Regions from separate parts of the Homo sapiens genome. Here region 2 is linked to region 1. Evidence: chromatin contacts called from ENCODE Hi-C or POLR2A ChIA-PET data. All regions are on one chromosome and are shown on one strand. Each heading gives the region's core, a stretch centred on a gene start or an enhancer-like site at or near the end of the contact. The rest is flanking DNA. Distances are from core to core; before and after follow the strand shown.

Evidence for each region. Hi-C counts contacts between places; a loop is a spot of excess contacts on that map. ChIA-PET counts read pairs that join two places held with the same protein, here RNA polymerase II (POLR2A).
Region 2: a loop to region 1 is called in a map of PC-3, with 3 times the contacts of the local background. The contact joins two enhancer-like sites. A Hi-C loop is called at or near these places in 1 of 168 maps with a recorded cell type or tissue (PC-3). POLR2A ChIA-PET finds 5 or more read pairs at or near these places in 1 of 52 experiments (MCF 10A).

The regions. Positions count from the first base shown.
Region 1 is chr1:239,856,518-239,860,301 of GRCh38, reverse strand. All of the region lies in intron 6 of CHRM3 (cholinergic receptor muscarinic 3), which reads right to left. Among named protein-coding and RNA genes, the nearest start is that of CHRM3-AS1, 41 kb to the left of the region's middle. Within about 2 kb of position 2,066, at least 3 of the 41 ENCODE cell types and tissues checked have a DNase peak (open chromatin) inside an H3K27ac peak, as active enhancers do; they include PC-3, where a contact is called at or near this core.
Region 2 is chr1:239,891,171-239,894,954 of GRCh38, reverse strand. The region is part of intron 6 of CHRM3 (cholinergic receptor muscarinic 3); the gene reads right to left. Among named protein-coding and RNA genes, the nearest start is that of CHRM3-AS1, 6.8 kb to the left of the region's middle. Within about 2 kb of position 1,599, at least 2 of the 41 ENCODE cell types and tissues checked have a DNase peak (open chromatin) inside an H3K27ac peak, as active enhancers do; they include PC-3, where a contact is called at or near this core.

The DNA of each region.
Region 1 (3,784 bases), core at 817-3,316:
GCTTACAGTGAATTTTCATAAAGATTATTATGGTTTCATTTTATAAATGCAATATCAGACTTGTTTATGTAATTAAGTGAATTGCCTAAGGTCACAGACCTAGTAAATGAAGAGCTGACATTGGAATAGAGATGCTCTGATTTGAGTTTAGTGTTCAGCTCCAACTCCCTGAGAAATTCTAATCATCTGCCAATTTTTTAGGCTGCTTTCTTTTCTGTGTGGCTGCATACAATTTAGAGAATGGGTGCTTCCTTTCAACCAGCCGACTGTCGGGTTCTCTGGGCTACACACTGCAGTCTGCATTGTTGGAGGCTTGGTTTCAGAGTATTCCTGAAGGTCTTTTAGAGTTCACCTGGGGACATGCTTGTTCTCTTTGGTTTACTGTTTGCAAAGTACTGGTCCACATGCTTTACGTATAATAATACTATACTTATTTTGAGATTAAATGACTATATATATATATATATATATATATATATATAAAACACTTAGAACTTATATATAATTTAGAACAATGCCTGATATACGGCATGCACTACATAAATACAACTTATTTTTCAATAAATCTTTATTTAAAAAACAGTATGGCTGGGAGTGGTGGCTCACGCCTGTAATCCTAGCAATTTGGGAGGCTGAGGCAGGCGGATCACTTGAGGTCAGGAGTTTGAAACCAGCTTGGCCATCATGGTGAAACCCCATCTCTACTAAAAATACTAAAAATTAGCTGAGCATCGTAGTGCATGCCTGTAATCCCAGCTACCTGGGAGGCTGAGGCTTGAACCCGGGAGGCGGAGTTTGCAGTGAGCAGAAATTGTGCCACTGCACTCCAGCCTGGGCAACAGAGTGAGACTCCACCTCAAAAAAAAAAACAAAAAAAAAAAACAACAACAACAACAACAAAAAAAACAGGCCAACAAATCCATAAAAAGATGCTCAACTTCATTTGTTATTAGGAAAATGGAAGTCAAAAACCACAGTGAGATACCACTTTATGGCCAACAGGTTGGCCAAAATAAAAACCAAATAGAAACAAACAAAAAAGAACATAACAAGTATTAGTGAGGATGTGAAAAAACAAACTCTCATACACCGCTGGGAGAATGTAAAATGTTACAGCCATCTTAGAAAACAGTCCATAAATTATTTTAATGGTTAAACGTAGAATTACCACATGACCCAGTAATTCCATTACTAGGTATATGCCCAGAAGAAATGAAAACATATGTCTACCTGAAACTTGTACATAAATGTTCATAGCAGCCTTATTTATAATGGCCAAAAGGTGGAAGCAACTCAAATTTCCATCAACTGATGAATGGATAAAAATGTGGTATTTGCATCCAATGGATGATTAGGCAGCCATAAAATGGAACACGTGGTACAAGGTGGATGGATCTCAAAAACGTTCTGCTAAGCAAAAGAAGCTAGACACCAATGGTCACATACTATACAATTCTATTTATATAAAATATCCACTATATGCAAATCCATAGACACAGAAAACAGACTGGTAGCTGCTGGGGGAGGGGCTCTAGGAACAAATGGGGAGTCACTGCTTAATGGATGCAGGGCTTCCTCTAGGGTGATGAGAATGCTGTGAAACTAGAAAGAGATGACAGGTACCAACACTGAATGAATTAAATGCCACTGAATTGTGTACACTTTAAAATGATTCGTGACTAATTTTACGTTATATAAATTCTACCTTAAAAAACCAAACAAACGCAAAAAACCCAAATTGTAAGAGGCAAGTACAATTATTCTCTTTTTTTTTTTTTTTCCAAATGAAAATACTATGGCACATAAAGGTTAAGACACTTGCTTCAGGTTTCACAGGTAGTTAGAGGAAAAACCAAAACAGGAATCTAGATAGTCTGATTTCAGGTAGTCAGACTCCAACTACGATACTTACATTCCTCATGTTATTCTTTTCTGCTGTTCTTTGATTTGATTCAAGTGACAATAAAAGCTAAAACCGAGCTCTAAAGGGGGAAGGGTGGAGAAGGAAAGGGATGACTCAACATATACTTAGAGTGAATGCATTCATGTGTATGATTAAAGAACAATGTCACTTGGTTCTGCAATATTGTGAAATCGCAGCAAGGATGCCAGCGTGGGAGAGCTATTGAAAACTGGTCAATGGATTTAATTGTTGAAGTGTTCTTCCTTTCTAATTAGTGCATCATTAAGTGAATTAAGTGAAGTCATCTTGCTCTTTGGTAACCAATGAGAATTATGATGAGACACAGTAGGAACCACATACACATTTATAGCCATGTTATTAAAGTATGAACTATTTTAATTAATAATATATATCAATAATATATGTCAATTAATTCCCCCTTTTTCTGAGGGATCACATAAGATAATGTTCGGGGCAACTTCAAATAATGTTATAACAGAACATAAGATGTCTAAGATTTCAGACAGGTGGCAATAGTGGCAAAACATGATTAAAGACCTATGGTAATTGCACAAACACTTTGTTGGCTAACAAATTATTTTAACCTTTGTGCATAACTAAACTAGAAAGGCTGGCTTTCATTTATTATGATTATCCACCTCCCTTCCAGGTCTCTTTCTGGACCTAGCTGAGGTGAAACAAAGACACCGAGTGATATATCAAATTACTCTAAGAGAGCCTCTGGCATCGCTAAATAATCAGAATAATTTAACAACCATTTCAACAAAAACAAATGGCACACAGTAGTTCAGTTTCCAGGGATTCGTTTGGAATTATAAGATAAACTTTAAAAAGATGTTTTATTCCTAACTTGATTTTTACTTCACACACACACAAACACAGACACACCTCACACAAAGTGATTATTTCATATTTTTTTCATCCTTCAAAGCAATAAAACTTATCTTTAGGGAACAGATTAATATTTAACTTATTCGTGGTAGTATCATAATAAACTAACTTGGGAAAGGCTCCTTAGTTTTAGATAGTAAATATGAGAGATTCTGGTTCCAAATGGAAGTGTCAAAAATATTTCTATTCTGGCTCTTTCCCTATGGGGCATGTGTTGAGACATTATCATTTCCCTTATAAATATTGAGATCGGTGGCTGAAAGTTATGTGTCTATGTTTTTTGCTTTAGCAACTTTCTGTATACCTAAAAGTTGCCACTCACTCATTTCTACCCTCCTGGTTTTTATCTCAGTTTCAAGGCCATCAAACAGCCTCCTAAGCAATCATTCAAGTTTTAAAGAGACTCTTGAATGCTGCTTGTTTTCAGGAAGCTTTCTCCAGTCAAGTTTCTGCTCAAAGAATACAAGTATTCACTGGCCATCTCTTCTTTTAATTTAGCAGGTGATTAATTACTATTAATGTGCTACAGAGAATATTGTTCATTTGAGGGCTTGCTTACAATTTTCTGTTGAGATGAGTTTTACCTACCTTCTTTGCAAAATCCCACTCAAGTAAATGTTAGCTCTTCTAAGAAGCCTTCATGCACTATCCTAGCTAGTGATGCCCCTCTCTAACTCCTTTCCATTTCCTCCCTCCTCTTCTCTCTGTTTACCTCCTTCATGCCATAAATGTTTATCAAGAATCATTTACGTGTCAGACATTGTGCTGGGCACTTTCTCAACTCACCCTCCCTTTCATGGTCTGTAATCATCCATGGCTTTTAATTGTCTTCCTGGTAGCGATCTCATACCATCTGTATTAGTCCATTCTCACATTGTAATAAAGAACTACCCAAGACTGGGTAATTTATAGAGAAAAGAGGTTTAATTGGTTCACAATTCTGCAGGCTGCACGGGAAGCATGGTTGGA
Region 2 (3,784 bases), core at 350-2,849, 35 kb before region 1:
CCAGAGGGTCTTGCAAGGTGCTAGACAGCCTGAATTTGTGTCCTGGCTCCTCACTTATGAGCCGTGAGACTTCAGGTTAGTTATTACATCTCTGGGATCCTCTGTGCAACACCAGAAAATGAAGACTAGTAATACTGTATGGTTAAGTGATTCAATGAAACAGGAGGTAAAGCCTCTGATACAGTTGTTGGTGGGTTAAGCTTTATAAATGGAAGACTTCTCGGTCGGGCGCGGTGGCTCATGCCTGTAATACCACCACTTTGGGAGGTCAGGGTGGGCTGATCACTTGAGCGCATGAGTTCGAGACCAGCCTGGATAACATGGTGAAACCCCGTCTCTACTAAAAACAAAAAAATTAGCCAGGTATGGTGGCACACACCTGTAATGCCAGCTACTTGGCAGGCTGAGGCACGAGAATCGCTTGAACCTGGGAGGCAGAGGTTGCAGTGAGCTGAGATCGTGCTACTGCACTCCAACCTGAATGACAGAGTGAGACTCCATCTCAAAAAATAAAAATAAATAAATAAATAAAATAAAATAAATGGGAATCTTCTCTCCTGCTTCCTGCACACACTCACGGCTGAGGTCCCTGGGCATGCCGGCAAGGCGGCCACCACAAGGCATCCACTTGCGCCTGTGCCATTCCCTGTTTAAATATTTGAAATATCCCTTGTTGAATATATACGTTTTTATTTTACTATTAGGTTGTTCATCCCTTGAAGACAATATCAAAAGCTTTTTTCCTTTTCCTTCCTTTATTGAGTTTCCAAATCTGTCTTAGACTCTCCAACTGTGATGAAAATAAAGTGGTTCCTTAGTAGATAAAATGTTTAGTGGATCCATATTTGATGCCTATGGCTTTATTAGTCATCAGTTTTTCTTAGAAAAGCAAATCTGGCCAGAAAAAGACAGTCATTGTGATTCCTCTCAACAAGATGAGAGCAAAAGACCCTTAAAAACAAAGTGAATTCTACTGACGAAGAAGAAGGAGAAGTGGAGGAGGTGAAGAAAGAGATAAGATACAAAGCGGAAAAACCTCACCAATAGGAAAAACTGGGTAAGATACCGAGCAAAGAATTTTATACATGGCTAAGGGATTAAAAACTATTGTGAGATGAATAGGAAATTATGGAAATGAGAAAAAAACCCTACAATTTTATTTTGATTTCGATTGTTTTTTCAGGGACATGTTTTCTAAATTCTTTTTTTTTTTTTTTTTTTATGATTTCAAAGACAAACATCATGAGAACCTCAGGGCATTGCAGATTTTGACCCTACCCTTTCCTCTGCTACTGCTACAGCTGCCAATCACTTCTGTCCTTCAAGGAACCTCTGTGCTTTTCTAAGTGAAATGCATGTAGTGACTCATTTCATCCACACAATAGCCATACGAGGTGGGGACTGTTATGATTTCCACTTTAAGGGTGAAGAAATGGATGTACCAAGGAGTTGAAGACTTGTCCCAAGTCACACGGCTAACTGTAAACACAGATGCAGGATGCCACACACACAGGCTGGCTCTCAGGTCTATTTCCTAATCTCTGCCCTAGTAAGCAGATCTTCCATGAACAAGCAAAATTTTAAAACAATACCTAAGCTTATAAAGCAGAAACTCAGTCCTCTTGCCCTTGCCTCTCTCATTCCCATGCCCTAGAGGTAATCACTGGTAGCAGTTTACTAAGTAAATATTTGTTAGATGAATGGTTATGTTCTTCCAAAATGTGTTCTTTTGCAAAATGACATATGCATATTTTTAAACACTCACTGTGTGCCAGGCACTGCTCGCTGTGTGTATACATATTAATTCATTTAATCCTCACCAGGATCCTGTGAATTAAGAGACTATTATTTAGTCACCAGATGAGAAAATGAAGACACAGAAAGGTTCTGAGACTGGGCCAGTGTCACACAGCTCCTAGGAAGCCAGAGTTAAGACTTAAACCAAAGCCGTCTGATCCAAGATTTTACACCCAACCCTCCAATGTGTATTATGTGCTCTAGCTTGCTTTTTATTTTCATTAAACAATATATTGTGGACATCTTTCCTATTCAGTGCAAATAAATCTATATGTCACACACACTTTAAAAATAACCCCAAAACATAAAGAGACACTGTCCAGGATTCAGATGTTGGCACATTATGTCCTTGGCTAAAATAGGATTTCCAGGACAGGAAGGTGCATGAGACACTGTGTTTGCTGAAGACTCTTTTAAGTGAAATGTTGCAGAGCTCAGCATCAGTGAGGCCAATACAAATCTAAGATACTCTGAAAAAAAATAGCTAGTTTCTAGATTCATTTTTCCCCACTAGATCTATTATAATTTTCATAAAAAATTAAAGCTGCATGTCTCATTTTACCAGTGTCAAAGGAGCTAGTCATCAACCATCTGTCCCACATCATAAAACTGTGTAAAATCAAATAATTAATAAATATGCAAGGATTGCAATGAAGTTTAAGATGGATCAGGAGCTAAGGAAACAATTTTATTAAAACAATAAACTCCAAGGTCATGTTCAGATTTTGATTAAATCATAAAATGTAAATTAAATTCTTTAAACTTGGTACGCAAGAATAAAAGATGATTATTTCAATGAAAGTACCACCTATCTGTGAAAATGAAACAAGTACAGAAACTGCAAGAATCAAAATAAAATAATAATAAAATGTCTACTTTGGCACAGCCTATATAATTAAATATTGGAAAACAATGATCTCTTGTTTTGAATTTCCTGAAACCAAATGGAAACTAAAGCTCATGTCACTATTAATTCTGGCTCTACGGGATTAAAAACAACAGGCCAAAGGAATAAAGTTGAACCAGTCACACAAAACAGTGTGAATCCTTATTCTAAAACATGAGAGGAATATGACTGAAAAAACTAAATACCAAAAGTGTGTGTAAGCTAATAAAATTCTAAGCCTCTTACTTGACTGAACAGACCATCTCTTGGTCAAAGGGACCCTAGGGTGACCTTGAACACCGAGTTCTCGGCTGTGATGGGATAGATCAGACACACCTTGCTATACCCCCACCCTTAATAACTAGGATGAAGCTTTCTTCCCTTAAGGCTGACCAGAAACCAGCCCTTTCAAACTCCACTCTGATATCAACCAACCCCTGATGCTACCCCTCCTTCTTTGCCTGATAAGAGACCATCTGCCATGGAGTGGCTCTGGCCAGCCTATGGAGAATGTGCAGTGAGGGTTTTCGTGTCCTCTGCTTCACCCTTTGACAGTCAGAGGGCTGGAAACTCAACCTTCGGGTCATGCTAATGCTGCCATTTTTTGTACATGGGACCCAGGAAGGGGCATGAAGCTCAATTGTGCATGCATACATTTCTCCATTCCTAAATATTAATGATGCTTCCCATAGCTTATTAAATATGTATATTAGGCCACCCTACTCAGCAAAATTCCTGTTCCCTTTGTGTCTGTTTCTGCTTCTGACGGGAAGTTATGCTTCTTAGCCTGTCAGAATGGCCATCCTCAAGGTGCAACTCTTTATGGGAAATAAAGCTCTCCTTTCCAAACTCATGAACCTCGTCATTTTTCAGTTGGCATGTGAAAGCAATGCAAATGGAAAGATTTATTCAGAGGGAAAAAAAGAAATCATACTGAAATTTATTAATAAAAACAAAAATTAAGTGCAGGTTGAATGCTGAGGTTAGGTGTCTGGAATTATTTTTAGAAAACCCCATTGAATTGCACCTCCTCTGGGCGATAGAACTCTGGCTGCCTGGGGTGTGCATGAGGATCTCAGCATAGAAGGTCCCTTGCCCTGA